5 separate regions of the Mus musculus genome follow, and regions 1, 2, 3 and 5 are each linked to region 4. Evidence: chromatin loops called from intact Hi-C (ENCODE). Cell type or tissue: heart. All regions are shown on one strand. Links, peaks and the distances in the headings refer to the core of each region. The heading gives the core; the rest is flanking DNA. Region 1 has its middle 18 kb from the start of Ttll4. Region 2 holds the start of Rnf25 (ring finger protein 25). Region 3 holds the start of Ttll4 (tubulin tyrosine ligase-like family, member 4). Region 4 has its middle 11 kb from the start of Prkag3. Region 5 holds the start of Cyp27a1 (cytochrome P450, family 27, subfamily a, polypeptide 1).

Region 1 (5,925 bases), core at 682-4,681, 120 kb after region 4:
ATTTCCTCATGGACTACACTTTCTGCCTCCCTCTAGGGGCCTGTTTTGCCTTGAGTCTGATTATAGGTCTAGAAGAAACTATTGGTGGGCCTTGAGAAACATCAATATTGTCTTGTCTGGCATTTTCTTCAGAGAAAATCAGTGCTGGTTTATCAGACTCTAAGGGATAACTTTCTCATGTGAAAAAGGCATTATTTCAAGGGGTGGAGCTAAGGGTACTACCTCCTCAAGTGGAGTAAACCCTTGAGAATCTGAAGATTCAAAGTTCTCAGCTTCAACGGGGTCCTTCCGCACATCCCCATCCCAAGTTATAGGATCCCATTCTTTGCCAATCAATGCCCTTACTTTAACTCCTGACACCCCCTAAGGCTGAGACTTGAATTTTCGCTGTAACTCAGCCAACCTTATAATGAGGGCTTCAGTTTGATTTTCTGCAACTTGAGCTCTATGGCTGCTGGAGAGAAGATGCTCTTCAAGGGCACACTTAGCAACTTTTAGATTTGTTTACTTGCATCTGGAGCTGTTCAATTTTATCATACAACTCCATCTTTTCCTTCATTATTTTTTCCAGAGATACTAAGAGCAACCAGTCAGCAAAATCATTTTCCGATCTTTCTCCCAACTTGTAGAATGTTTGGGAAAGTTCACCTAATTCATCAAGAAAATCGAAGGCATTAGCTTCTTTAAGCTTGAAATATAGTTTCAACCACTGGGTCTTCAGTATTCTCCAAAATTCCAGGAAAGAGGTTTCAGTAGTTGAAGGTGCTGGTGAATTATTAAACCAACTCCAGATTTTTTGTGGGGGGTGGAGTTTCAAGACAGGGTTTCTCTGTATAGCCCTGGCTGTCCTGGAACTCATTTTGTAAACCAGGCTGGCCTCGAACTCAGAAATCTGCCTGCCTCTGCCTCCTGAGTGCTGGCATTAAAGGTGTGCACCACCACACCTGGCTTCAACTCCAGATTATTAAAAGATTCATCCTTATACTTCTGCTCCTCTTAAACCACTCCTGGTGCCAACTTCTGTATAAGTCAGGGTTATCTAGAGTCACAGAATTTATGGGTAGACTCTATATAGTAAGGAAGTTTGTTGTTGACTTAAAGTCTGTTGTCCAACTCCCCAACAATGGTCAGCAGCAGCTGTGAATGGAAGTCCAAGGATCTAGCAGTTGCTCTATCCCACAAAGTAAGCAGACAAAGAAGAGAGTCTTCCTTCTTCCAATGTCCTTATGTAGGTCTCCAGCAGAAGGTGTGGCCCAAATTAATGGTGTGTACCACTACACCTGGATCTGGGACTTGCTTTGTCCCAGGCTGACCTTGAACTCAGAGATCTCCTTGCCTCAGTCTTCTGGATTTAAAGGCGTGTACTACTTTGCCTGGGCCTAAGCTTTTCACGGCCACTATGCCTCAAGTTCTCCATGCCAAGATCCAGGTCAGAAACTTGTGTCTTCCAGCCTCAAGATCTGGATCACAGGAGAGCCTTCTAATTCTGGATCACTCCAGACTATAGTCGAGTTGACAATCAGGAATAGCCACTACAGATGCCTTCACCCCCAGACAGCAGGGAGCAATTTAAAGAAAACGACATGCTCATTCCCCAGAAGTGGGGTGGGTTGTTTTGGACTTTTGGTGGGTTGTGGATATTAGTTGTCATTTAGGGGGGTTGATGATAAGTTGTTATTGTTCTTGGTCAGGGAGGAAACAAAGTAAAAGAGGTTAGATTCCGGGATCTCTTTCTCTCTGTCATTTTCTCTCCTCTATCCCTGGTTCTCTTCTATCATTAGGGGAAGGGGGGAGGGAATGAAAGGACAAAGGGAAGATAAAAGGATGGGAGGAAAAGAAGGGTGGATTATATCTACTTTGAGACTAAGGAAGCAATGAGTCTCAAATATTTTAGATTGGTATAAAATTTTTGTATGATAGAAATTTAAGGTTATATTTGCTACAACATACTGTATATATGATTGAATTATTGTTTAAGGTATATATGCTTATGCAACTTATTTAAATATATAACTCATTCTAATCCTATAGAACCTACTATTGTAAACTGTTTAGGATAATTAAGAAATGCAAGTCAATAGCTAGTCACATGTTAATTACAAGAATAAGCTTTATTTAGCCTCTTGTATATGTTTTCAAAGTTAACAGAAAGTATACATCTAGAAACAAACAACATTTCTCTGTTTAGATATACTTTAGTTGGATAGGTGGTCCTCAAATACTGGAGAATATGGTAGGTAAGATGCTTTAACAATAAAACACTTTTCTGACAGACATGCTAGCTCCCACCAGCACCTCTGTTCTACTCTGAAGAAGATGATGGGCACCAAAGAAACCGCTATCTGGAGTTTGTTTCAAATGTGGCAAAGCTGGCTACTGGGTAAAAAACTGCCCCTTACTGGAGAATATGCTGTCCAAACTGTAAACATCAAGACACAGGGAAGTCATTGACATGCTTTCCTGAGACAGAACAGGACAGTCCTTCCAAATTCCTGCTTCACAGAAAGATCTGTCAGATCTTCTTGGCCTGGCAGCCAAAGATGGATGCCACAACAACACAGAGTAGCCTTGGGTGACACTCTCTCTCTCTCTCTCTCTTTCTCTCTCTCTCTCTGTGTGTGTGTGTGTGTGTTTGTATATATATATATATACAAGTGCATATCCACCACAGCACTACTGTAGGTTAGAGGACAGCTCTCAAGAGTCAGTTCTCTCCTGCCACCTAGTGGGATTCCTGGATTGAATCCAGGTGATCAGACCTCTAGCTGCTACTCTCCTCTGTGACAAAATACTAGCATGACCCTGGACAAAGGGTGGGCTGAGGTTCTCTGCACTATTCTTACTTTCCTTTAACTTTCAGATTATTTTGAATAGCTTTTTAAACAACAATAGTAACAATTAAAAAAAAAGAAAGAAAGAAATGCACAGAGCAATCCAGTACAGAAAAATGCTCGTGACAGCTCACTGTGTAAACTCATGCATGGATCAGGGGCTTATGGTGTCACTTTCTCTAGTTTTGTGATTGAAAACTTTAAGCCTTCTTCCACTCCTGGAAAAGTTAAAACACTCATACACACAGAACCAACACTGGTGCAGATTCTTCAGCCTTTCAGACATTCTCCAAATTCCACGCTGTCAGACTGCTCACTCCAAGCTCTCCACACTGTGACAGCACTTCAAGCATCAATTGCTGGATAAAGAAGTTGCTGATATACTGCTAAATGTGTGCTCCCAAAGACAAGGGGCCCCTTCTCTTACTGTCTATCCTTACAGTCAATTATTGTTCATAAAATTTGTGTAGAGCAGATAAATGATTTCAAGCTTGTATTTAATGAACTGTCTGAATATGAGAATATTTCACAAGCTCCTCCTGATCCTTTATGGAAAAAAATAGGCTTTAACATAGAGTACATGTCATCTAATTGAGTTGTTTGCCAAAGGTGCTCCACGGGATTCCCCCAAACAACTCAGGCTGTTGCCAAGACAACAATAGGTTGTTCTCTGCAAACTGACAGTACACCCACATAACTAGTTGAACATGAAGATATGGTAACCAGCTAGAGACTTCACCCCTATACATATTTGTTACAGGAAAGTACAACGATACTGTCAAAAGAGAAATATAAACACCAAGCCAGTCACAAATGTTCTATCTACAGTGGTGTATTACCTGTAAGATATGATAGGGCAATGGTGACACAAAGCTTATTGGAATAACTAACCAATAACTGATCTGACTTACTTAGGCCCACTCAATGAGACAGAACTCATACCTGACACTGCTTTTAGGCAACAAAGAATCTGAGACTAAATATCCCAAGCACGTGGGGCAAAACCAAAATAATACTGATCTAAAAAAAATTGGTGATAAAAATGACTCCTAAGCCGGGCGTGGTTGCACACGCCTTTAATCCCAGCACACGGGAGGCAGAGGCAAGTGGATTTCTGAGTTCGAGGCTGGCCTGGTCTACAAAGTGAGTTCCAGGACAGCCAGGGCTACACAGAGAAACACTGTCTCGAAAAACCAAAAAAAAAAAAAAAAAGACTCCTAATGACGTTCTGCTATACTTTTAGATCAGTGCCTTGTTCAACCCTCATCGGAGAAGCTTCCTCCAGCAGCAGATGGGAACAGTACAGAGGCCCACAGACAGACAGTATGCAGAGAGGGAGAGACCTTGCAACACTCAGTGCTAAATGGGATGTCTCCTTCAAATCCCTCCCCTCAGAGCTCAGGGAGACAGAAAGTGTAAGAGCCGGGGACAGAGGACACCAAGGAAAGAAGGCCTTCCAAATCAACATGAGCAGAGCTCATATGGACTCACAGGGCCTGAAGCAGCAAGCACAGGATCTGCGTGGGTCTGTACCAGGCCCTCTGGGCAGTTTTTATAGAATTCCTGAGCATGCGAATGAGTGGATCTCGACTTCTGTGATCTCTCTTACTCCTTTACTTCTGTCTATTGGCTTCGATGTGATAGCTTTTGTTTCATCTTATTACATTTTATTGTTATATGTTTTGCATGAATGAATGAATGTAAACCTGGCTACTAAGATAAAGGTTAGCAATGGAGCTGTCCTTTATACCTGCTGGGAGGAGGAAAATCAGTTTCCTCCAATGGAATGGCACTAGATATAACAACCACTCAGGGCAGGTCTAATGTTCAGGAGTAGTTGATTGACTGACAAAAATGTGGGCTCCTCAGTTTGTTTTTTATATGCACTTTTATTTGGTTACAGTTTGGTGTTTGTTTTGTTGTTGTTTTTGCTTTTGTAGGTGATGTATATTGTTTTCTGGGTTTTGAGCATTCTATTGTTCTATCAGGGTTTTGGTTTGTTCTTTTAAGAAAGAACTTAGCTAGGCAGTGGTGGCACATGCCTTTAATCCCAGCACTTGGAAGGTAGAGGCAGGTTGATTTCTGAGTTCAAGGCCAGCCTGGTCTACAGAGTGAGTTCCAGGACAGCGAGGGATACACAGAGAAGCCCGGTCTCAGAAAAAAAGAAAGAAAGAAAGAGAGAGAGAGAGGGAGGGAGGGAGGGAGGGAGGGAGGGAGGGAGGAGAGAGAGAGAGAGAGAGAGAGAAGGAATGAAAGAACAAACTTAAAGTCAGGTGAGTATGGAGGAGAGGATCTGGAAGGACTTGGGGGAGGGGACAAATATGATCAAAATATATTTAAATGTAAAAACTCTTTTAAATAATAAAAATACCGTATTTATGGGCTGGCCATATAACTCACTTGGTAGAGTATTTGCCTAGCATACATGAAACCATAGATTGGATACCTGGTACCAGACATTATGTGGTAGATTCAACAAATGAATCTCTTAAAACAAAACAAAACAAAACAAAACAAAACAAAACAAAACAAAACAAAACAAAACAAAACACAGCTGGGCAGTAGTGGTGCAGGACTTGGGAGGCAGAAGCAAACAGATCATCTTGGTTCATAGAGTGAGTTCCAGGACAGCCAAAGCTAAAGCAGATATTCTCTCTCTCTCTCTCTCTCTCTCTCTCTCTCTCTCTCTCTCTCTCTCTCTCTCTCTCTCTCTCTCTCTCTCTCTCTGTAATTTGCCCACTCAGAGACGTCTTAGGGAAACACAAAGGTGAGTTCTGATTTAAGCACAGACATGTCAGTCTGAAGAATGAAATTTTCAAAAGGTAATTTGTTTGTTTGTTTGTTTGTTTGTTTTTTGTTTTTCGAGACAGGGTTTCTCTGTGTAGCCCTGGCTGTCCTGGAACTCACTTTGTAGACCAGGCTGGCCTCAAACTCAGAAATCCACCTGCCTCTGCCTCCTGAGTGCTAGGATTAAAGGCATGTGTCACCACGACCGGCTAAAAGGTAAATTTTTGAAAAAGATTTATTATTATATTAAATATACTGTAGCTGTCTTCAGACACCCCAGAAGAGGGCATCAGATCTCATTACAGAT
Region 2 (5,925 bases), core at 909-4,908, 160 kb after region 4:
CTAAGAGCACTGGCTGCTCTTCTAGAGGTCCTGAGTTCAATTCCCAGCAACCACATGGTGGCTCACAACCATTTATAAGGAGATCTGATGCCCTCTTCTGGCCTGCAGGTATTTATGCAGCAGAGACTCATACATTAATAAAATAAAATAAAATAAAATAAAATAAAATAAGAATTGTCAGGGCTGAGAAGATGGCTTTCTTGGTGAAATGCCCACTGCACAATTGTGAGGACTTGAGTTTGGGTTCTCAGCATCAACGCATCAACGTTAAAAGCTGGGCCTGGCGTCTCACATCTATAGCCCTGATGTTTTGGGGAGGGGGTAAAGATCCCTAGAGCTTGCTGGCGAGCCAGTCCAGCCAATCATCAATAGTCTTCAGGCTCAGTAAGAGATCGACTTTCAAAACATTGAAAGCAATGGAAGAAGACAGCAACCTTAACCTCTGGACTCTACATGCATGCACATGTGTGAGCACACGCACCTACACATACGTGCACATACACAAACATACCCTCATACGTACACACACTATAAAGAGAAAGGCAGACACATACGCACACGTACACATAAGCCGACTCTTGACACCCTCAGCTTGCATCTTAGCTCTTCACCGAGACAGAGATTCAAGGTGTGGGAACATTTGAGCCAGGAAGCATACCTGGTCTTCAGGAAGTTTTCCATCATCTTCCAGAATCTGAAAGAGTTCTCCTTCAGCGTAGTCTGTCACCACCACCACCTGTGAGGAGAAGGCAACATGACACTGAAAGAACAGTCACGCACTCTGTGGTTGGGAAATGCCTGGGGTCCTTGGGCTTGGAGAGAGGCAACCCAAGCCCAATACCGTCAAAACATACCTCTTTGTCAGTCTCAAAGCTGTCGAGCATATGCACAATGTTGGGATGCCACAGACCCCGCATGATTTCAATCTCTCGTTGCAGATTCCTCAGCTCTTTCTCTGAGCGCCCCAGTTTGGGGATGAACTTCAAGGCCACCACCTGCCAGTGGTAAAGTGAAGAGTCAAGGCCTAACTACACCATCAAGAAGTGCAAAGAAACTCTCATACTGGCTGAGCTGCCAGAGACACTCTCCATTCTGTCAGGCTGCCTCTAAGCAGCGCTGTAAGTGTGAGGTGTCCGGCTTGCATGGGCTATCACACATGCTGGGGCGGGCTTTGGTGTTACAGCTGTCTGTGAGTCATTTCTGATCCTGTAAGTAAACCGTCACTTATACTTGTTTAAGAAACCCCAATAAAACTCACTGGTGTGCTCTCTCTCTCTCTCTCTCTCTCTGTGCAAATATTTCAAGCTTTATCTTAGAGCTCCACAACTCAAGACTTATACTTCTTGATCAACTCTTAGTATAAATGTGAACACATACTTACCCCCCACCTCAACCCCCCCCCCCCCCCGGGTACTATGGATGTACTCTGGCTTTGTCAGCCCATCACTAAAGGGAAACAGTTACTGGCAAATAGATTCCTTTGATGGGACTCTGGGAGAGGTTTTCTGACCTAAGCAAAGGACTCAGCGTGAGATTTGGGGAAAGGAGAAGGAAAAGGTAAAGATGGAAGACCAGATTTCAAGGTGTTATCTTTTCTTAGGTAATACAAAGAACAGTGATCATTTTTGTCATTCAGTAGGTGTCAGGCATTGTATTAAGTGATTAAGTGTGAAACACATTTGATCCTCAGACCCTATCAATATTCCTCCATTGTACTGTTTGGGAAATGGAAGCATGGGATGTTAGGTAGTTTGTTCCTAGTTCTAAGGCTGGGATCTGATTCCAAGAAGTCAAATTTCTGGGCCTGTATACCCTAGGAAGTATGCTGGTGTCAGGGTCTAGAAATAAACACCGTGCAGCCCTTCTGTCCCACGTTTTTACTGGACACGTGGGTCACCAAATCCCATTTAAAAGATATCCTTGTCTACTACCTGAGCACTGTATTTTTTTCGGCCCTTATACACTCTCCCAAAAGAGCCTTCTCCAATCATCTCCAAAACGTGGTACTTTTCCATGGCAAGGGTTTCGGGGTCTCTCAGAAGGTAGAAAGAAGACGGTGACAAAGAGCTATAGATCCAGGGGTAGTTCCACACATCTGGGAGGCCTGGCTCATAACATGGGAGAAAGATACACGTTATCAACCTTGCTTTGTTCTATTTTTCACAATAACCAAGGCCTCAAAATCATGACCAGGGTGGAAAGATGATCAGGTCTTAGTGTCTCCAGCCCCACCCCCACCTCCCCACCCAGGTTAGGTGCCCATAGCACACCGGTGTTCCCTTTCCCCTCTCCACCAGCGATGCTCACACGCTCCTTCTATACTCTCCCAGGTTCCTGACACCCTCAGCTTGCCCAGCACCGCCACTCTGGCCCCGAGCAGAGGTCCCCTAACTTGCTCCCAGTCTAGACGCTCCAAGCTCCCCAGGCTGAGTTCAGGCTAGTTGCTCGGGGCCTCCCAGCTGCCTGCGTTACTTTTCTCCATTCCTCATTGATGCTCTCGTTAGTTTCCCCACTCTTACCAGTTTTACTCCCTGGAACTGATTAGAAGTTTAAAGGACAAAGCTCTCAGAGGTGTGTGACAGATGCGAACCGCCCATTGGCACTTTGTAGGGCACTTCTGTCGCTTGGCTAGCAGGCCCCACAAAGGATCTAGAGTCTTCAGTTGCCTAGAAACGGCGTCAGCTTTCTTTTACTCCGCCCCGCCCTAGTTTTCCGCCTCTAACTTCCCAAAAGGTGTTTCCGGTTCCGGCCAAGAGCCGGAGAAGACATGGCGGCGTCTGCGTCGACAGCTGCTGGGGAAGAGGACTGGTAACTTTGGGTCATAGGTTTTGGCTGGCTGCCTGGATCTGGTGCCGGGAACTAGCAACAGCTTCGGACCGTCCGAACCACGGGCATAAAGGGTGGATCAAGGGGCGAGGGATAGAAGAGACATCCTTTCGTAGGCGAGCTACTGGACCGGGAACGGAGGGAGGAGGGACGCTGATCTGAGAAGGGACTGGGTCTACGGCGGCCTTGCCAGCTGGGCCCACGCCTTATCGACCCCATTGCTCCCTACTACGGGCCTACCCCTCCCCACTTCTCCCTGATGTGATTTTTCTGGGCCCTGGAGGATGGCTTCTCATCACACCTCCCGCCTCTCGGAACGGACGCCCTCCTCGTGCCCCTAGGATCCTGCCCCTTGGACCAGTCCATTTCTGCCTACGCGTTCCTCAATCTTCCCATATTCCTGATAGCACTAATAACTATTGTCAGAAAAGCCTTACTCCCCTCATAAGCTCTCCTATTCTCTCGAGCATTCTTAATAAGAAACCAAAAGCCTTTAAAGACTTTGGGTTTTGGACATAAGATAAAAATGTGCTCACTCCATATTTAATTAGCTTGATGTGATGCTGACCAAACCAGCTAGCTCCTGCGAGTCAGTGTCAGCTATTAAAAAAAAAAAAAAGTGGGTGTGGCATTACCTCATAGAGTAGTTGGGAAGATGGATCACCATGGATTCGTAATATCCATAGGCCTGCTTTTCATTAATTGCTGAAGTATAAAACCTCAAGAGACCAAAGGACATCTGTCTGAGTTAAGGCCTTATACTGTTAGTATTAGGACAGCCTATTTCGGACCCCCATCCCCACCCCACCCCCACCTCCACCTGTAACCTATGACCTTATTTACATTTAGGTCTGTATCTTACATCCAAGGCTCAGGTGACCTAAGGTGGGCAAAGTACTGAAGGAAGTCTTAACTGAGACTGCACCTCTGTGTTCCGTTGGTTTAGGGAGCCCAGCCAGACTAGTGCTTTTCACTGTTGTGAGTGACTTCTAAGATTATGAAGGGACACCTGAGCCATGACAGAGTAGCAGTGGCTGCATTGGTCTATAGCAGCCAGAATGTCTTTTAGTAGTAGTAGTAGTAGTAGTAGTAGTAGTAGTAGTAGTAGTAGTAGTAGTAAAATAAGCTTTAAGAAGAATGCTAATAATAACCATCACTATAGAAATGATACTGGGGTGTGCTTCCTCTAGATGGAGAGGAAATGTATAAGAAAGTGGATACAGGTTTCATATCACCTGGGTAGGGCTGTGGACAATCACTCTTCTTGGATGTCATTACAGCTGTTTTTTCTATGTTTAAATGTGAACCCTCTGATTTATATCGGGGCCATGAACTCTGATCAGGGCTAACTAGGCATCCAGGGTTATGTGCACACTCAGTCCTCAGACTGCCCTTCTCGGTTTCCTTTTAAAGGGAGGGGGTAGATCACCTAGACTAGATACTGTGTCTCAGACATTTGTGCACTTTATATAAACAAATCATTTATCTCTTACAGTAGCCCTAGTGAGTATGCTCTATTATCACTAGGTGGTAGACAGTGTAACTCAGGTTTCTAAATATAAGTAACCTGACCACATAGCTTGGTAAGTAGTTTCTGCTCTACTATTAGCTACAAGGCTTATGACTCTTTCTAATGCAATATAGCTTTTATACTACCTAGACCTGTTCAACCTGATATGTCCTTTGAGGATGCTTAGACTGGCTGGTGCTGGCAAGGTTATTGGCAGTACTCAGAACACAGGGATCCATGCTAAACAGTTGTATAGGTAGGCAGCAGTAGTATTGATAACCTTGTTAATAATGAATGGGTGTCATATATGTAGGACAGAGGGAAACCCACTAAAGGATAACTTAAGCTGTAGAAATTTAAGCAGGGAACCAGGACCTGGCTCTGATTGGTCCCATTCCTCCTGGGTTAAGGTTTGGTTAGTTTTAACTCTCTGAGAATGTGTTTTCTCAAGTTAGCAGTGTGATCTCTAAAAATTTAATTCCCATGCTTTCTACCTGGCCAGTCAACTACTTGAAGAAATATTTCCCCATGTTAAAAAATAATTTGGCCAGAGAATGTATTCAGGCAGATTTTTTTTTTAAGTCAGACTTCATCAACCTTGGCAGCTTCAGCAGGAAGAGCTGCAATGGTGACTCAGTCTCCCCCTTACTCTCCAGGGTCCTTCCCTCTGAAGTTGAAGTATTAGAGTCTATCTATCTGGATGAGCTACAGGTGATGAAAGGGAATGGCAGGTACGTATTCAGCTAGGGGTGGGCAGGGGTCTCAGCCGTGAGAGAGTTCTGCACAGAATCTGGACTTAGGATACGATGAGCCTCCCCTCACAGAGGTGAAGTTTAACTACTATTCCTTTAATTGCCCCCCCCACGCCCCCCGCCGCCGCCACCACCACAGAGAAACAAGTCCAGCGTGCATTCCTCTACCTGCTTTACTGTCTCGCCCCCTCCTCCTTAGCTCTCAAGCCCCTGCCTAGTCACATCCTTCGTTTTCACTTCATCCCCCTGCAGATCACCATGGGAGATCTTTATCACTCTGCACCCTGCCACCGCAGAGGTCCAAGATTCGCAGTTTGTCTGCTTTACTCTGGTTCTTCGGATCCCAGTCCAGGTGATTCTTCTTCCACACAGTAGCAGATGGAGGCGAGGGGAGAGTCCCTAGAGCGGGCATCACTTTGATGGCTGTTTGTTGCTTTTCTGCATCAGTATCCCCACGAGGTTCCACAGATCTCCATCCGTAACCCTCGAGGACTTTCAGATGAGCAGATCCACAAGTAAGTAAGGCTAGTTGGAGCAGGGACAATTCAGAATTCAGCTCTGCCTGTGGAAGGAAGGGGGTCGCTTTAATATTGACCTCTCCGGTTTTTTCCAGGATCTCACAGGCCCTGGGCCATGTGGCCAAGGAAGGACTAGGCACTGCCATGCTCTATGAACTCATTGAGGTAAAGTGTGACGGCCTGGTAAAATGTCCTTCCTTCCAGGCAACATTATATCTATAGCCAGTACATTTAGTGTTTGTTTGCATAAGGCCTCAATTAGTCTAGAAAGATAACTCTCATGTATCTAAAAAAGAATATATATATATATATATATATA
Region 3 (5,925 bases), core at 923-4,922, 98 kb after region 4:
GTGGTTGCTGGGATTTGAACTCGGGACCTTTGGAAAAGCAGTCAGTGAGTGCTCTTAACCGCTGAGCCATCTCTCCAACCATTATCTTCTCTTAATATACAATAAAAACCACACCCAATTCTATTCTTCTCAAAAACATTTTCATTTAAAATCATTTATACTAACCATAATGTGTTAATAATAGATCTATTAATTTTTCCCACGTGGAGTAATAATTCAGTTCCTTGAGATATACCTTCTACATTTAAAAAAATCAGTACTGTGTAATATTGGAACTAGCCTGTAATCCCAGCACTGGAGAGGCAGAAATAGGTGGAGTAAAGGCAACGCCTGTTTTATAGAGGTTTTTTTTCCCCTCTATTTCTCAACCTCAATAAAGGTCTTCCTTTAACTGGCTTTTTTTCTGCGGTTCTCTGCTGTCATCTGTTGTATTCAGATTTCCCCTGCCTTTTAATTCTTAAACTGGCAGGGAAAATGAATCAATCAAGAACCCTAAACTGCATCATTTCTAGACTCTATCACTTGGTTCTAGCCAGAAATCTTTCTTGACCAACCTATCCGTCACCCACCCCTTCTATACTCTTACACACAACCCTGATGCTATTTCCCTGCTTTTTTATCTTTACAAAGAATATACTCATCTCTTCCCCTAAGAATTTTAAAAAGTGTGTATTCTCAAGCTGGACTAAGAAACTGCCAGGACTACATAGAGTCTGTCTCAAAAAACAAACAAACAACAAGAAACTATTGCTGGGATTACATAGGTGGTAACACAGAGCTTTAATCCCAGCGTTCAGGAGGCAGAGGAAGCTGGATCTCTGAGTTCGAGGTCTACAGAGAATGTTCCAGGTCAGTCAGGGCTACACAGAGAAACTCTGTCTAGAAAAACAAAACAAAACAAAACAAAAGAAGAAAGTAAGAAGAGAAAAAGAGCAAACGAACTTACTAAATACTTTTGCTCATGTTTTACTTAAAATAAGTTTTAAAATCCCATGGTCCCACAAAACCTTCCAGGCCTGAGACTTTTAATTTGGTGGTAGTGATTGACTGTCTAGAATGTGTAACTCCCAAGGTTCAATCCCTAGGACCTTAAAAAGATGGGAAGGGCAGGGCAGGCAGAGGCAGGTGCATCTCTGAGTTCAAGATCTATCGAGTGAGTTCCAGACAGCCAGGGCTGCACAGAGAAACCCTGTCTCAAAAACAAAAACAAACAAACAAAAAAACTAAAGTCACTTGGAAACTACAAGTCAGGAAATAGATTCATTTTAAGTTAAGTCTTGGGCCCTAATAAGCCCAGCTCACAGAATGGCTCCCAACAAACACAACTGAGCTCGGACCTCTGTTCAGGCCATGCTGTATCTTTCTAAAGCTACTTTGTAACTTGAATATCTTCCCACTTCTTCACTCCCTGAGAACATTTGATAACTTTCAGGGCCAGGCTTAGAGTCTAATCAGTAAATCGCTAGTAACTTTCCAGACAATAAAGGGAATAGTTTTTATGCAAATAATCTCAGTATTGCAACAATTGAAGGCATAGGATCCAACGGTACCTGCTCTTAAAGGCTCCTCCAGATTACTGCTGATTGGCCAAATCAACAGGCGCTGAAATTGAGATTCGGAATATTCAAAATGACTCCATAAAGGAAGGGTTTCAAATGCTGATTAAAACATTTCCAAGATTCAGAACCGGAATGTAAAGACTGAAGGTGGGGTGACGTATTTTTCCAAACAAATCGCGGTTAAGCGCTTCACTTCTACCACAGCACATACATCAGTATGGCAAATGCTTTCTTGATTAAAAATCTCTTGTTCTATAAACTCTCGAAAACACGTTTGTCTTGCTCACCAATGTACCCTCCCTAGGAACCTTACATAGTGGCTTCACTCGTTACCTACTTGTCGATGTTTATAAAAGCTGTAAATTATTAAATGAAAAAAAATGGCTGGATAAATGAGTTAAATTAGGATCTCAGCTTCTGGAATGTAGGAAAGTGTGTATGGATAACTCAGAGTGGGGTCAGGAAAAAGCAGGCCCTGAAAAGAGCCGGGATTTCAACCCAAGCCAGAATTTAAACCGCAGCGCGGCGGGAAAGAGGACACGCTGAAACCAGGACCGAGAAGGGTGTGGGGCTCGGGCCGCCCGAGGAGAAGCCAACGAAGTTCTCCCCGCGTGGAGGCTGCCGAGGAGGACTCGAGAGAGGGCCCGGGAGGAGGCCCCGGTCTCCGACTCACCAGAGAAAGGCGAGGTGGCGAACCGGAAGCGGGGTTGGGGGCCGGTGCCAAGGGCTGGGGCCGAGGCACGCGGGAACGGCCGGCCGGGGTCGGACACCAGCTCTGCGACCACACTCACCTACGGTACCCTACTTCGCCGCGACTGGACGCCGGCTCCGCGCCGCTTCTTCGCTGCGCCTGCTGGGCGAGCGGGCGACCTCAGGTGTCCCTAGCAACCAAGCTCCGCCACGCGACCCACGCTCTGCCGCTTTCTGTCCCACACAGAGCGCGCCCCCAGCGGACAGATCTAAGGCCAGAAAGGAATGGGAGGGGGAGGGCCCGAGGCAAGCGCGCCGAATCCCAGCCCTTGTGCAGCCTAGAGAATGGGGGGGGGGGGGGGGGGAGAAGGAGGGACTTGGGGGGAGGGAGAGAGAAAGTGCAAGGAATTTGCGCACGCGCAAACTTGTCGACACGGTGGAACTCTTGCGAGCGGAATTCTGGGAACTGTAGTCCTGCAAGTAAAGGCTCCGTTCTGGGAATCCACGATTCATTCTACCTAACCACTATGGACTCTGACCATACAGCGCCAAGACTCTATTAAAGAATTCCTACCAAAATTCCATGAGTTTGAGGCAAGTAAGAGGAAGTGGCTCAAGGCACTTTAACTCTCTCCCACTCACCTTTCCCTAAATCCAAACACGGAGCGGGACGAGACAAAGCAAGACATAACTACAACTACCAGTTTTATGGGCTTCGAGTGAGAACTTTACCTAAGTGTGAGTCCTTTCATAATCTCTCCACGCAGAATAGATCCCCCTGTTTCAGATGTCGCTGGATCTATTAAATTTAGAGAACTATAAAGTCAGCTGGATGGCAAAAGGAGCTTTCTCAAACAGGCTATGATAATTAACGATATAACTAACCTGATGAGGCCTGGGCACCGGTTGTGCACTTCTTTAACCCCACCATTCGGTAGGCTGAGGCAGGTGGATCTCTGAGTATGAGGACAGCCTGGTCTGCAGAGTGAGTTCAGATCAGCTAGGGCTATGCAGAGAAAAACTAGCCTGGTGAAAACAATTTGAACTTAGTAGCAAAATACTTAAGCAACAGTCATTGACAGATGTTGAACTATGAAAGGGTTACTTATCAATTTTAGATCAGGAAATCTAGGGCAATTATCTAGTTTGTCTCCTGATGAGATTTGGATTACACAGCAATATTTATAAAGTATGGCTTATTTTACAAAATGTTAAATTTTAACAATTTAAAAGCTGAATCTAATCAAGCATTGACTCTAACTTCAGTATACAGGATATAGAGGAAAACAATTGAGTAATGCTATAGAATCAGATAAATTCAGAATTTTAACCAATATACAGTATAAATGAACTTTCTTAGACAAAATGGGAGTGCTGGAGCTGAAGAAAAATGTTGGGAGCCGCGCCCACATTCGCCGTTACAAGATGGCGCTGACAGCTGTGTTCTAAGTGGTAAACAAATAATCTGCGCATGTGCCAAGGGTATCTTATGACTACTTGTGCTCTGCCTTCCCCGTGACGTCAACTCGGCCGATGGGCTGCAGCCAATCAGGGAGTGACACGTCCTAGGCGAAGGAGAATTCTCCTTAATAGGGACGGGGTTTCGTTTTCTCTCTCTCTTGCTTCTTGCTCTCTTGCTTCTTGCTCTCTTGCTTCTTACACTCTTGCTCCTGAAGATGTAAGCAATAAAGTTTTGCCGCAGAAGATTCTGGTCTGTGGTGTTCTTCCTGGCCGGGCGTGAGAACGCGTCTAATAACAATTGGTGCCGAATTCCGGGACGAGAAAAAACTCGGGACTGGCGCAAGGAAGATCCCTCATTCCAGAACCAGAACTGCGGGTCGCGGTAATAAAGGTTCCCGTAAAGCAGACTGTTAAGAAGGATTCAACTGTATGAATTCAGAACTTTTCAGCTGGGGAACGAGAGTACCAGTGAGTATAGCTTTACGAGGTAAGCCTGGCCTTGAACTTTCTAAGGAAATTCAAGACAGTCTATCAGAAGTAAAGTGGAAAATGGCTTTACAAGTTATGTTTGGCCTTGAATTTTTTCTAGTGTTAGAAGCCCTTTTGTTCCTTTTCACATGTTATCAAGTGGTTAAGGCAGGGCGGATTCTAGATGAAATTCAGGACAAGCTATCAGAAGTAAAGTGGGGAGAGAGAGTAGGAGCAAAGAGAAAATATGGTACACAAAATAAGTATACAGGCCTTTCCAAGGGTCTTGAACCCGAGGAAAAGTTAAGGTTAGGTAGGAATACCTGGAGAGAGATTAGAAGAAAAAGAGGAAAAAGGGAAAAGAAGAAAGATCAATTAGCGGAGGTCTCTAGGAAAAGGAGCCTGTGCTCATCGCTGGATGGGCTCGGGGAGCCAGCTCTTAGTAGCTCTGAAGCAGATGAAGAATTCTCCTCTGAGGAAACAGACTGGGAGGAAGAAGCAGCTCATTATGAGAAAAAAGGGTACCAGCCAGGTAAAGTGCTAGCTAATCAGTTAAGGAAGCCAAAAGCGGCTGGCGAAGGCCAGTTTGCTGATTGGCCTCAGGGCAGTCGGCTTCAAGGTCCGCCCTATGCGGAGCCCCCGCCCTGCGTAGTGCGTCAGCAATGCGCAGAGAGGCAATGCGCAGAGAGATGCGCAGAGAGGCAGTGCGCAGAGAGGCAGTGCGCAGACTCATTCATTCCCAGAGAGGAACAAAGGAAAATACAACAGGCATTTCCGGTCTTTGAAGGAGCCGAGGGTGGGCGTGTCCACGCTCCGGTAGAATACTTACAGATTAAAGAGCTTGCCGAGTCGGTCCGTAAATATGGAACCAATGCTAATTTTACCTTGGTGCAGTTAGACAGGCTCGCTGGCATGGCACTAACTCCTGCTGACTGGCAAACGGTTGTAAAAGCCGCTCTCCCTAGTATGGGCAAATATATGGAATGGAGAGCGCTTTGGCACGAAGCTGCACAAGCGCAGGCCCGAGCAAACGCAGCTGCTTTGACTCCAGAGCAGAGAGATTGGACTTTTGACTTGTTAACGGGTCAGGGAGCTTATTCTGCTGATCAGACAAACTACCATTGGGGAGCTTATGCCCAGATTTCTTCCACGGCTATTAGGGCCTGGAAGGCGCTCTCCCGAGCAGGTGAAACCACTGGTCAATTAACAAAAGTTGTCCAGGGACCTCAGGAATCCTTCTCAGATTTTGTGGCCAGAATGACAGAGGCAGCAGAGCGTATTTTTGGAGAGTCAGAGCAAGCTGCGCCTCTGATAGAACAGCTAATCTATGAGCAAGCCACAAAGGAGTGCCGAGCGGCCATAGCCCCAAGAAAGAACAAAGGCTTACAAGACTGGCTCAGGGTCTGTCGAGAGCTTGGGGGACCTCTCACCAATGCAGGCTTAGCGGCCGCCATCCTCCAATCTCAGAACCGCTCCATGAGCAGAAATGATCAGAGGACATGTTTTAATTGCGGAAAGCCTGGGCATTTTAAGAAAGATTGCAGAGCTCCAGATAAACAGGGAGGGACTCTCACTCTTTGCTCTAAGTGTGGCAAGGGTTATCATAGAGCTGACCAGTGTCGCTCTGTGAGGGATATAAAGGGCAGAGTCCTTCCCCCACCTGATAGTCAATCAACTGATGTGCCAAAAAACGGGTCATCGGGCCCTCGGTCCCAGGGCCCTCAAAGATATGGGAACCGGTTTGTCA
Region 4 (5,925 bases), core at 1,133-5,132:
CAGGTGTTAAAATGTGAAGTACACTTATTGTATCAGAACCAGGAATATTCACTATAAAATGTCAAGTGAAGAAATGAACCCCAAATGTAATTTTTTCGAAGTCTCGTGTAGCCCAACCTGAGTAAGTAGCCGAGGATGGTCTTGAGCCTTCTAGCCCACCCTGCCTTTATCTCTCCAGTGCTGGAATTACAGCATCGCTACTACAGGCTTCAACAATGCTGGGATTGAACCCAGAGCCTTCTACAAGTTAGGCAAGGACTCTACCAACTGAGCCACATCCCCAACCTTGCTAATTTTTGTTATCAAGACATCAGGTATTTAATGGAAACAATAAGTAGGGAATTGGTTAGGAACATATTGCAAGCTCAGAAGGCTAAGTTTCCTTCGGAGACAGTTATGGTCAGAGTTTTGCAAAATTTCTCCAAGTGTCTCTTTCTCCCTTAGCACAGGCCTGGCCCAGAGCATGTGATTCATCAAGGTCTGTGGAGACTCAAGGTGAACATGACATAGGGTCTGACATACCTGCCACCTTCCTCCTTGCCATTCTTCCCTGACCTTCAGCCTGAGGCCACAGTTATTTGTTCTGACTGTACAAGGCCCAACCATGTGGGAAGACTGTCACTGAACCCACGGACCAAACTTCTGCTTCCCTCTCTCAATGCCTCCATTCCAAATGAGCCTCAAATGGACAGAGGGCAGTTCCCACTCAGCTATGTAAGGCTCACCTTTTGGATGTATATCAGAATCACTGAGTGGAAAGAAAATGACCCCATGGCTCTTGCGTCTTAGGCCTATAAAATGGGTCAGTAACAGGATAAGTTCTCTAGATATAAATGTCATGATGACTTTGGGTTTGCTTAAAGCAACATCTGTAAAAGATGGGAAAGAATAGGGTTTGGGCACACAAAGCTTCAGCCAGTCCCCAACCCAGGAGCCCCCAGGGAGTTTGTACTGCAGGTGACCCTTTGCCAAGTTGAAATGGCCGTGTCATACCTTTGCTGTCCTTTGTCAATGGCTATATGAGTGGCCCCAGCCAGAGATGTTTTCTGTCACTGAGGCATTGACTGTAAGGAAGCTGATGATTAGAGACCTATGTCTGCTGACCGCATTCCTGGTAGCTAGTCCTTGAAGAGGAGGCTGGTTTTACTTGGCTCTGTGTTTACATGGAGCATGTGTTTGGGAGAAGAGGAAGTTAGAGCCACCGTCATCAAGAGCGACCTGTCCCACAGAGACATTACTAATGGCCTTCCCATGACCAAGGTGAACCCACAAGATGCACAGCAGGCTCAAGAATGCAGACTGTCCCTCCTCCTGATTGTTTATCTCTAGGCTTTCTGGCCCTCCCTCCCAGAGCTCTCTGTATGCCACATCCCACACTTGGCCCTGCCTTTGTCACAAGACTTAGTTGCTGCCCTCACATGGCCACTGGCTGCTCCCCTGGCACACCAAGTGTCTCCACTGCTCAGACCCTGCCCCACAATCACAGCTTATCCACCACTTTGGGTTAGTTTACTTGAAATTTCAGAAGGCAAGCAAAATCTTATTAGTTGAATTTGCAGATAGTCAGAGTATGAGCAAATTCAGAAAAATTGTTTATCAGCTATGAAAATGTAGGCAGACAGCTAGCTAGTCTGAGCCTCCCATGAGGATTTTAATATTCAGGGACAACTTCCCAGAGCTGTGTAAGGGTTAGATAGCATCCTGAATACATTGAGAAAGACCAAAACCAAAGGATACCAGGGCCAGCTATGGTGACGCATGCTTTTAATCCCAGCATTTGGGAGGCAGACACGGATGGATCTTTGTGTGTTTGAGGCCAACCTGGTCTACACAGTGAGTTCCAGGACAGCCAGAACTATGTAGAGAGATCCTGTCCCAACAACAACAAAAATACTAGGTATCTTCGCCCCCAAATCATTTGCATTTTACTTTATTTTTTCAAACATGGTCTCATATAACCCAGGCTGGCCTCAAAGTTGCTATGTAGCTGAGGCTAGCCTTAAACTCTTGACCCTCCTTCTTCTGTCTCCCAAGTGCCAGGATTACAGGTTGCTAGGAACCAAACCTGGGTCCTCTGGAAGAGCAGCATGCACTCCTAACTGCTGAGACATCTCTCTAGGCCCTTTTTTTTTTTAAGTGAAGAATTTAGGATAAAAATCAAATATTTCTGCACTAGATGAAGATAATTCCCAAAGAACCAGCGGTGTCTGATTCATTGCCTTAGAACTTTACGTTAAAATGAGACAATTTAAGGAATAAATGCTGTCATAGTAGTTTACATGGAACACAGATAAGGCAAAATTCATTACGAGTCGAGCGTGTACAGCATCTGGAGGAAACATGACCTCTGCCCAGATGCTAAATCCATGCATGAAAAGGGAGACACTTGAGGGCATCAACGGGATCTAGTGTCCCTGAGTACCTCAAAGGACAGCCCAACCTGGGCTCTCACTGTATGACAAGTCTCCTGTGTGACTGGTGCTTCTGAGAGACTGGAGGACCCATTTGGCAACTTGTGAGTCTTTGGCATTTTTTCCCCAACATTGGTGTGCTTCAGAAAAGCCAAAGTTCTGAGAGCTGAGCGCTATTTCCATTTGATCCTTTCCCCATATGACAATGAACAGTGTCTGAGTCCTAACCCAGTCTATATCCCACAATCCTTGTGTGGTGAATCCTAGAAACCAGCAGAGGGCATCATATCCCAAAGAACAGATGGCAGCCGCTGGTGATCCCTTCAGAGCCACAGAGTCTGCAAAGCTGCTTGAGTTTGGTGAGATCTCTGCGGGACTGGACCACAGCTGCTCTGATTAAAGTCCTGAGAAGGGACAGGGTGAACCAGTGGGGTCCAGGGATATTCCAGGAAAAGCTGTTTTTCTCTCTCTAGATTACTAATTGAAGCCTATCTTCAGCCATGAAGAGTAGTAGCATTCCGTTCTAGAACCACCTTCCCCTGGGGACACCACATTGAAGATAAGACTGCACTTCTCTTTCTCTTTACAAGGCATTTTTCAAAATGTTCTTTGGGAGAAAAGAAACATAGCATCATTAGAACCTTCTGAGTTCCACAGAAGACTCAACGGCATCACCTTCGCCTCCAAGTTTGAAGTGAATTTGTGATTTCAAGATGTTCCAACAAAATTAGTTGATAGGTATTATTAGTGATGGTTATTTTTTTTAAAGCAAAAATGCAAATAAAATGATTATAAGTAAGAATATTATTACTTCTCTTGCAGAGTCTGTTATGAAAAGTGGGCACTATATAAACTAACAAAGTCAAAACAGTCTGTGGGTGAGATAAACAGGAACAGTCCACGATCAGTTCTCAAAATTGATGCATATTTGGAAGCAATGCCTTGAGAACTAGAAAATCCTCCTCCTCCTCTTCCTCTTCCTCCTCTTCCTCCTCCTCCCTCTCCTTTTTCTCCTCCCCTTCCCTCCCTTCCTCTTCCACCTCCTCTTCCACCCCTCCCCCTCCCCTCTTCTTCCCCTTCCTCTTCCTCCCCCCCAGTCTCTTTCTCTTCCCTCTTCTTCCTCCTCCTCCTCTTCTTCGCTTTTCTTCCCCCTCCCCACACTTCAGACAAGGCTGGCCTCAAACTCAGAGGTTTGCTTCCCTATGCCTCCCAAGTGTTGAGATTAAAGGTGTGTGCCATGTTGCCCAGCTTGAATTATCTTTTAAAAATCATTTGTTTGTTTATTGATTGATGATTGATTGATTGATTGATTTGAGAAAGGCCGCCACCCCTTACCCATTACATAGCTAAGGATGACTTTGAACTTCTGATCCTCCTGCCTCCTCTCACAAGGGCTGAGATAACCCTTTGCCACCACTCCTGGTTTATACAGTGCTGGGCATCAAATCCAGGCCCTTCTGCATGCTAGGTAAACATTCTACATTCCCAGACTCTTTTCCATTCTCTGCTTGTCTACATTCTTTGGAATTTTCTAGTGATATGCATGTGTTACTTTGGAAACATCAACTCTGCAAGAGAGACAATATTAATTCCCATTTTAGGAATGTGAGGATCAAGGCTCAGCGAAGGACTGCTGTGATCTACTGAGAGTCACGTGGCTAGTGTCAGCATGTCCGAGGCCAGGCAGAGCAAGGATTCTGTTGATACCCTTAAACAATGAGGCTGCGCTCTATCCAAAGTCTTTGTCTTTTGGCTTTGGAATTAGGTACTGCCTAGAGCCTGGTACATGGTAAACAAACCATTGAACTCTAACTCCAGCCTTACCCAAGAGCTGGCTATTGGTTCTAGGTAAACTAGAACTGCTTAGGTGAGCTACTTGGCTGTTGGTATATTGGAGGATGCTATGGATCCATATTAGACAGTGAATTTGACCACGTTTTTTAAAAGATTTATTTCTTTATTGTATGTATGTGAGTACACTGTCACTGTCTTGAAACACTCCAGGGCGTCATTACAGATGGTTGTGAGCCACCATATGGTGGTAGGGAACGGAGCTCAAGACCTCTGGAAGAGCAGTCAGTGCTCTTAACTGCTGAACCATCGCTCTAGCCCAAATTTGACCATATTGTAACTAGGTACTCCTTGGGACCATGGCACCCCCCCCCTGAGATTTGGGCTATGGTATAAAGATATTTCTAGATACCAGCAGCTAGGCTGTAGGATATCTCCTTGCAGGATAAAGTGCAGGTAATGACGGTCTCTTCCTCTGTGGAGGTTGAAGGTGGGACATGGACCCCAGAACTGATATTGCCATCTCCATATTTGAGAAAACAAGGGCTAAGATGAAAGGAAAACATAGCACAGTTCCTTTAAATCAAATATAAGCCCTCCTTCCTCCCAATGCCCCAGGGAGCCAATCAATTTTCAAATCAGTTAAAACCTGAGCCTAGCTCCAGTCTCTAGGCTAATCCCCAACAAGACCACCATCTCCAAGTTATACCCTCAACAAGACCAGGGTCTCCAGGTTATTCCCCCAACAAACTTGCACCTCTAGGCTATAAGCCCACTCCCTGCCTAACGATCATGAATGCAAAGGGGAGCAGAAATTAAGTTTATGATATGACTTCCAGCACCAGCCAATTATGTTAAAGGCCACAGTAGCTAATTAGATGCTTGCACGCTCACCCCCGACTTGCTGCTTACTATAAAGCCTTGCCCCAATAGATATTCAGGGCTCTACCACCACCAAAGCTGTCCTGTGTGGTGGTGGTGCATTGTGGTGGGGGGAGGCAAGTTAGCTTGAATAGAATAAAGGTCCTGCTGTGAGCTGCGTCAGACAGATTGGTTCCTGCCTGTTTTTTGGGGGACCACTAACATTTCCCTGGCACTACACCTCTACCTCCCAGAGCTGGGGTTATAAGAGAGCACTATCCACATCTAGGTCCTCATGCTTAATGGAAAGTACTCTAACAACTGTTCCAGCCCTGAGCCCTCTTAAACTTATTAACTCAATTTTCTATTCTTTTGGTGATTTTCCTGGTATTATAGCATATAGTATTATATGGCAGAGTATCAAGATCTAGTTCATCCAAACTCTTTCTTTTCCCAGATAACATTAAGGTTTTTTTTAAAGATTTTATTTATTTATTATATATAAAATACACTGTAGGGCTGGTGAGATGGCTCAGTGGGTAAGAGCACCCAACTGCTCTTCCGAAGGTCCAGAGTTCAAATCCCAGCAACCACATGGTGGCTCACAACCATCCGTAACGAGACCTAGCGCCCTCTTCTGGAGTGACTGAAGACAGCTACAGTGTACTTAGATATAATAAATAAATAAATAAATATTTAACAAAAAAAAATACACTGTAGCTGTCTTCAGACACACCAGAAGAGGGCATCAGATCCCATTACAGAGGGTTGTGAGCTACCACGTGGTTGCTGGGATTTGAACTCAGGACCTCTGGAAGAGCAGTCAGTACTCTTAACCACTGAGCCATCTCTCCAGCCCAAC
Region 5 (5,925 bases), core at 929-4,928, 47 kb after region 4:
TCCATTTCCAAAATCGTGAACAAAATAAACCTTTTCTTTACAACGCAGTCACTCTTCAGCGCTGTGTTACGGTTAAACCAAACAGCCTAAGATTCGGGAGCAGATCATGACCAAAGGAGACTCAACTATAGGAGTTCTCCACCTCAGCATGTAAGACTGTTTAAACGACAAGCCAATGCTAACGATACAGAGCAACACATGGTCTTCCGCAGTGATGCTGTTGCCCTGTTTTAAGGAAGTGCCACACTCTCCTAACTCACAGCAGCCCCAAGCACAGGAAGTGAGGATTAATGTATTCCTCATGGGCAGCTCAGATTCATACGATCAAGATGTTTAGAGTCCTGACACTGCCGCCATCTGTACCTGTTTAAAAGGCCATTCACAGGGCTGTGTGGATGGAGCAGCAGGCAAGTTTTCTTGATGCTCTACATGGGACCTGAGTCTGGTTCCTGGTACTCATGAACTACCTGTAACTCCAGTTCTCACAGATCCTCCTCTGGTCTCTTCATACAAACAGACACGAACACTCAAACACACACACACACACACACACACACACACACACACACACACACACACAGAAATAAAATAAATCATTAAAAAAAAAATCTACTTCTGGGCCATGATGGTCTTTATATACAGAATCCCAGCACTCAGGAGGCTGAGGCAGGAGGAAAGAGTTAAAGCCAATCTAGACTATATAGGAAAACATTGTCTTAGCAAACAGCCAAAACTCTATATATTCACGGGTTTACTTCCCCATTCTCCTTACAAAGCTATCTAGAATTACATCTTGAGCAAATCCCCCTGAGGAAGCTTCAGTCCCTAGACCCTAGGCATCAGGCATTCCCCAGGCCTCTCAATTTCTAGAGGTTGAAATCAAGCTAGAGAACTTAGAGGACCTTTCAACTCCTTTGTTTCTTGGCCTAGAGATTATCAGGTCTGCAGGAAATAGCTCATATTCCCTCTCTCTTTGTGTGTGTCTCTCTATCTCTGTCGTCTCTCTCCCTCTCTCCCTCTACCCTCTCTCCCTCCCTTCCTCCCTCCCCCCTCCCTTCTGTTCTCACTATGTAGCACTGGCTAGCCTATGTAGCATGGGCTAGCCTGTAATTTATACAGATTCTAATGCCTCTCCCTCCTGATTTCTGGGATTAAAGGTAAGTGTTGCGCCACCATGCCAGGCTTCCTGCTTGCTTGCTTGCTTGCTTGCTTGCTTGCTTGCTTGCTTGCTTGCTTGCTTACAATTTGTATTCTTTTTAACTATGCACGTGTGTGTCAGCAGGTATGTGCTCATGAGTGCATGGTCCTGGAAGGGCAGAGACATCAGATTCCCCTGGGTGGTTGTAAACTGACTGACAAGGGTGCTGACTGACTCAGGTCCTCTGGAAAAGAGAGATGTCCTCCTAACCATGGAGCCCTCTCTCCAGTCCCAGGGAATGGTTTGTTTTGCTTTGTTATTTTAAATCATCTCTCAGTACCTCCTGAGTCTGACAGGGATAGCTACACAGACAAACTTTCCTGGCTGCTGGATTTCTCTTTCTCTGTCCCCATCCTCACCCTCCTCTCCGTCTGGCAGGGTGTCGAGGTGCAATTACATCAGAAATTCCTTTGCCTGCTCCCTAATGTGTTTTCTTTCACTCCCTGAGAAGCAATCTTTTTTTGTTTTTTGTTTTTTTCTTCTGTGGACAAATGTGTCCTACAGATTGCAAAGTAGCTTCCAAAGTTAACTCCTTTGGAAGAAGCAGGAGGGGAATGGCATCTCTGAAGTAACAGGGTTCCCCCAACACCGGGCACTGTATACACTAGCATGAGTCATTCTCTCCCAACGCAACCTCTTCCTTTCCCAACTTGTGCCCACCACATTGATGATGATCTCTTGATCGGTGACACCCATCGCCTGTTTTAGCTCAAAGGATTCTCTCTGCACCCTGCATGCCCTTCCAGTTTATGGCTCGAGCCTCAGACAGTGGCGAGCTAAGTTCTATTTACTGTTTATCCCTCTTCTCTCCCATAGCCAGCTTCTTTTTCTGTCCCAGTGCCCAGACCCAGGTGGCGATGCCTCTGTCCGATGGTTACCTGGAGGTCGGGCAAGTGCAGCACATAGCCTTGTAGAAATAGCTGGAATAAAAATTGTAGCGTTCCGGTCCCCGGAAGCTCCGCCGGACTCCGCAGGCGCGGCCGGTCTTGACCTGTTCCTGGACCCTCCGTACTCTCCTGTGCCTGGAGGGCTGCAGGGATCGTGGCCTTGGCTCTGGCCCCTTGTGGGCAGAGGCCACGGCCCACCACACGCGGGTCCAGGAGCGTCCATCTCAGCCTCGTGCGGCTCCACGCAGCCATGGATCGTGCCCGAGAAGCCAAGAGTTTAGATCCAGAGACTATGAGCCCTATCCAGGCAAGGAGGCAGACAGAACTCGGGCTTTGCGACCTGGCGACTTTAAAGGCAGAGGTGGTCCCGGGGCGGGCCAATAGAGGACTAGCCAGATCCTTTCATAACCCCTTCCAATCAGGATCTGTCCTGAACACACAAACGCCGCCTTCTCCAGCTGCAAGACCTCTACTAAGAAGGCAGGCAGAGGTGGACAAGATGAACTAGGGAGCTCTCTGGAGTTAGCAGCCTCCTCATCCACGGACTCTCAAGAACTTCGCTGGCTCTCAGTCGTGAGATGGAGCACAGCAGTCAACTTCCAAGTCCCTCAGGCCCCACCCAGCTAGGCTTGCCTTTGCTTGACCTGCAGAGCGCCATCTCTGGTGTCCCTCACTTTCCAGATGGCCCGGGAACGCGCTGCTGTTCCCCAGAGGCTGAAGCTGATTGTGGACCTGGGACAGCAGTCACGTGAGGCCCAGAGAGGAGGAAAAACAAAACAAATTGCGGTATTAGGGATTTTTTTTTTTTAAGAGTATCATTTCTGCTTTTGAGAACAGATTTGGGGATTTGATTTTGTTTTCTTTTTCCCGTTTTGTTTTGTTTGAAGACGTGTAGGCCAGGCTGGGCTCAATCCTCCACCTTCCTGCCCCAACCTCCAGAGTGCAGGCATTAAGGATTTTGAACCAGTTATGGTTGCGCAAGCCTCTAATTTCAGCATTTGTGAGGCAGAGGCAAGTGAACTCTGTGAGTCCCAGGTCAGCCTGGTCTACATAGCAAGTTCCAGGTCAGCTAGAGGTAGATAATCAAACTCTGTCTCAAAAAACAAAAAACAAAAAACAAAAAACAAAAAAACTAAACTAATAACAACAATTTTTTAAAAAGAGGAAGGGCTGAAGAGATGGCTGCTCTTCCAGAGGGGAAGTTCACAGCCTCCGAAACCCCTCTGTGTGCACCAAGCATGCAAGTGGCACACAGACAATATGCAGGAAACACACCCATACACATACCATAAGTTTTTAAATTTGTATTTTTAAAAAGGACTGCCTACCTACATGGCCTGGCTTCAGACTATTCCAATAAAGCAAAAAGAATAAAATGGGACAGAAAATTTGCCCCAAAGGGGGAAAAATAACCAAGTGTTGTTTCATGAACTGTTTTATGTATATTGGAAGTTTCGTTTTCTTTTGTTGTTGTTGGGTTGTTTGGTTGGTTTGAGACAGGGTTTCTCTGTGTAGCTCCAACTGTCCTGGACCTTGTTCTGTAGACCAGGCTGGAACTCAAGAGACCTGCCTGCTTCTGTCTCTAAGTGCTGGAATTAAAAGTGTGTACCACCGGGCTGGTGAGATGACTCAGTGGGTGAGAGCACCCAACTGCTCTTCCGAAGGTCCCAGCAACCACATGGTGGCTCACAGCCACCCATAATGAGATCTGATGCCCTCTTCTGGTGCGTCTGAAGACAGCTGCAGTGTACTTACATATAATAAGTCAATCAATCAATCAATAAATCTTTTTTAAAAAAAAAAAGTGTGTCCCACCATGCCTGGCTAGAAGTGTAGTTTTCATAAAGTTAAAAACACAGGGCTATAGATGTGGCTCAGAGCACTTGTGGCTGTTGTAGAGGACTTGGGTTTGAGTCCCACCACCTGTATGCTGAATGGACAGGTAGACACAGGTGGTTCACAACCATCCATAACTCCAGGGATCAGCTGTCCTCTTCCAATTTCCATGGCAACCAAACATGCACATAGTTCACATACATACATGCAAGGAAAAAAAATTACGTAAGATTAAAATGAATAAATCTGATTTTATTTTTTAATGAAAATGAAGACTCGTGCAAATGCAAATGCATCACAGGGACTGGGGATATGGTTCGGTGGAAGAGAACGTCCCTAGTATGATGGAGTCCTGTGCTTAATCCCCGGTATCGTCAGCCACACAGTGAGTTCTGAGGCCCACAGACATTACATGAGACCCTGTCCCAGAGGCAATAAGAAACAAGCAGAGGCTCAGTGATGATTTAATCAGGAAATGTAGAAATCAAAAAGATGGGAAAGCAGGTTCTAATATCACGTGGAGTTTTGTTTTGTTTTGTTTTTTTGCCACCCGGAAGGAGGAAGCAGGCATACTGATTTCAAATAACTCGACTGGCAGGTAATGTGGCTAGGTGTGGCGTTCTTATTGATTCTAAAGTTCATTTTTTTAAATGTTTTTTTTTTGTTTTTTGTTTTTTAATTTATTTATGTATTCATCATTGATCTCTTCAGACATACCAGAAGAGGGCATCAGACCCCATTGCAGATGGTTGTGAGCCACCATGTGGTTGTTAGGAATTGACCTCAGGGCTTCTGGAAGTCAGTGCTCTTAACCACTGAGCCATCTCTCCAGACCTAAAGTTCATCTTTTTTTTAAAATAGATATTTTCTTTATTTACATTTCAAATGCTATCCCGAAAGTTCCCTATACCCTCCCCCAGCCCTGCTCCCCTACCCACCCACTCCCACTTCTTGGCCCTAGCATTCCCCTGTACTGGGGCATATAAAGTTTGCAAGACCAAGGGGCCTCTCTTCCCAATGATGGCTGACTAGGCCATCTTCTGCTACATATGCAACTAGAGACACGTGCTCTGGGGGTACTGGTTAGTTCATATTGTTGTTCCACATATAGTGTTGCAGACTCCTTCAGCTCCTTGGGTACTTTCTCTAGTTCATCCACTGGGGGCCCTGTGTTCCATTCAATAGATGACTGTGAGCATCCACTTCTATATTTGCCAGGCACTGGCATAGCCTCACATGAGACATCTATATCAGGATCCTTTCAGCAAAATCTTGCTGGCATATGCAATAGTGTCTGTGTTTGGTGACTGATTATGGGATGGATCCCCCGGTGGGGTAGTGTCTGGATGGTCCATCCTTTTGCCTTAGCTCCAAACTTTGTAACTCCTTCCATGGGTATTTTGTTCCCTATTCTAAGGAGGAATGAAGTATCCACACATTGGTCTTCCTTCTTCTTGATTTTCTTGTGTTCTACAAATTGTATCTTGGGTATTCTAAGTTCCTGGATTAATATCCACTTATTAGTGAGTGCATATCAAGTGACTTTTTTTAAAAATATTTTTATTTATTATATGTAAGTACACTGTAGCTGTCTTCAGACACTCCAGAGGAGGGAGTCAGTCAGATCTTGTTACGGATGGTTGTGAGCCACCGGATGGTTGTGAGCCACCATGTGGTTGCTGAGATTTGAACTCCGGACCTTCAGAAGAGCAGTCGGGTGCTCTTACCCACTGAGCCATCTCACCAGCCCTCAAGTGACTTCTTTTGTGGTTGGGTTACCTCACTCAGGATGATATCTTCCAGATACATCCATTTGCCCAAGAATTTCATAAATTCATTGTTTTTAATAGCTGAGTAGTACTCCATTGTGTAAATGTACCACATTTTCTGTATCCATTCCTCTGTTGAGGGGCATCTGGGTTCTTTCCAGCTTCTGGCTATTATAAATAAGGCTGCTATGAACATAGTGGAACATGTGTCCTTATTGTTGGGAGCCGTCCCTCT

The links. Peaks named below come from ENCODE experiments on the same cell type or tissue, not always from the same donor. Only the 100,000 strongest peaks of a DNase experiment are listed, where the experiment ranks them.
Region 1: it touches region 4 in a loop (8-fold over the local background); 15 of 42 quality-filtered maps call a loop at or near these places.
Region 2: a loop joins it to region 4, with 2.9 times the contacts of the local background. A loop is called at or near these places in 4 of 42 quality-filtered maps.
Region 3: a loop joins it to region 4, with 2.3 times the contacts of the local background. A loop is called at or near these places in 2 of 42 quality-filtered maps.
Region 5: a loop joins it to region 4, with 2.3 times the contacts of the local background. A loop is called at or near these places in 11 of 42 quality-filtered maps.

What each region holds. Positions count from the first base shown.
Region 1 is chr1:74,640,910-74,646,834 of GRCm38, reverse strand. No RefSeq gene overlaps it. Among named protein-coding and RNA genes, the nearest start is that of Ttll4, 18 kb to the left of the region's middle. In heart, for the core only: a CTCF peak has its summit at 2,739 (motif pointing left); no DNase peak of the experiment used is centred there; H3K4me3 peaks cover 383 bases; H3K27ac peaks cover 455 bases.
Region 2 is chr1:74,598,208-74,604,132 of GRCm38, reverse strand. It overlaps Rnf25 (ring finger protein 25), which reads left to right and starts at 2,736. Exons shown (of 10, transcript NM_021313.3): 1 at 2,736-2,808; 2 at 4,993-5,067; 3 at 5,341-5,440; 4 at 5,536-5,603; 5 at 5,702-5,771. The coding sequence starts at 2,768. Stk36 (serine/threonine kinase 36) reads right to left here and starts at 2,678. Exons shown (of 27, transcript NM_175031.3): 1 at 2,520-2,678; 2 at 1,932-2,104; 3 at 855-995; 4 at 659-736. The coding sequence starts at 2,015. In heart, for the core only: no CTCF peak of the experiment used is centred there; a DNase peak (open chromatin) is centred at 2,722; H3K4me3 peaks cover 1,802 bases; H3K27ac peaks cover 1,273 bases.
Region 3 is chr1:74,658,315-74,664,239 of GRCm38, reverse strand. Ttll4 (tubulin tyrosine ligase-like family, member 4) reads right to left here and starts at 2,538. Exons shown (of 20, transcript NM_001014974.2): 1 at 2,351-2,538. In heart, for the core only: a CTCF peak has its summit at 2,482; a DNase peak (open chromatin) is centred at 2,549; H3K4me3 peaks cover 2,085 bases; H3K27ac peaks cover 2,087 bases.
Region 4 is chr1:74,756,799-74,762,723 of GRCm38, reverse strand. It overlaps a transcript of Wnt6 not described here. Among named protein-coding and RNA genes, the nearest start is that of Prkag3, 11 kb to the right of the region's middle. In heart, for the core only: a CTCF peak has its summit at 2,672 (motif pointing right); a DNase peak (open chromatin) is centred at 2,783; H3K27me3 peaks cover 1,194 bases.
Region 5 is chr1:74,710,043-74,715,967 of GRCm38, reverse strand. It overlaps Cyp27a1 (cytochrome P450, family 27, subfamily a, polypeptide 1), which reads right to left and starts at 2,433. Exons shown (of 9, transcript NM_024264.5): 1 at 2,077-2,433. The coding sequence starts at 2,337. In heart, for the core only: CTCF peaks have their summits at 2,743 and 3,788 (motif pointing left); DNase peaks (open chromatin) are centred at 1,437 and 2,567; H3K4me3 peaks cover 1,967 bases; H3K27ac peaks cover 1,546 bases.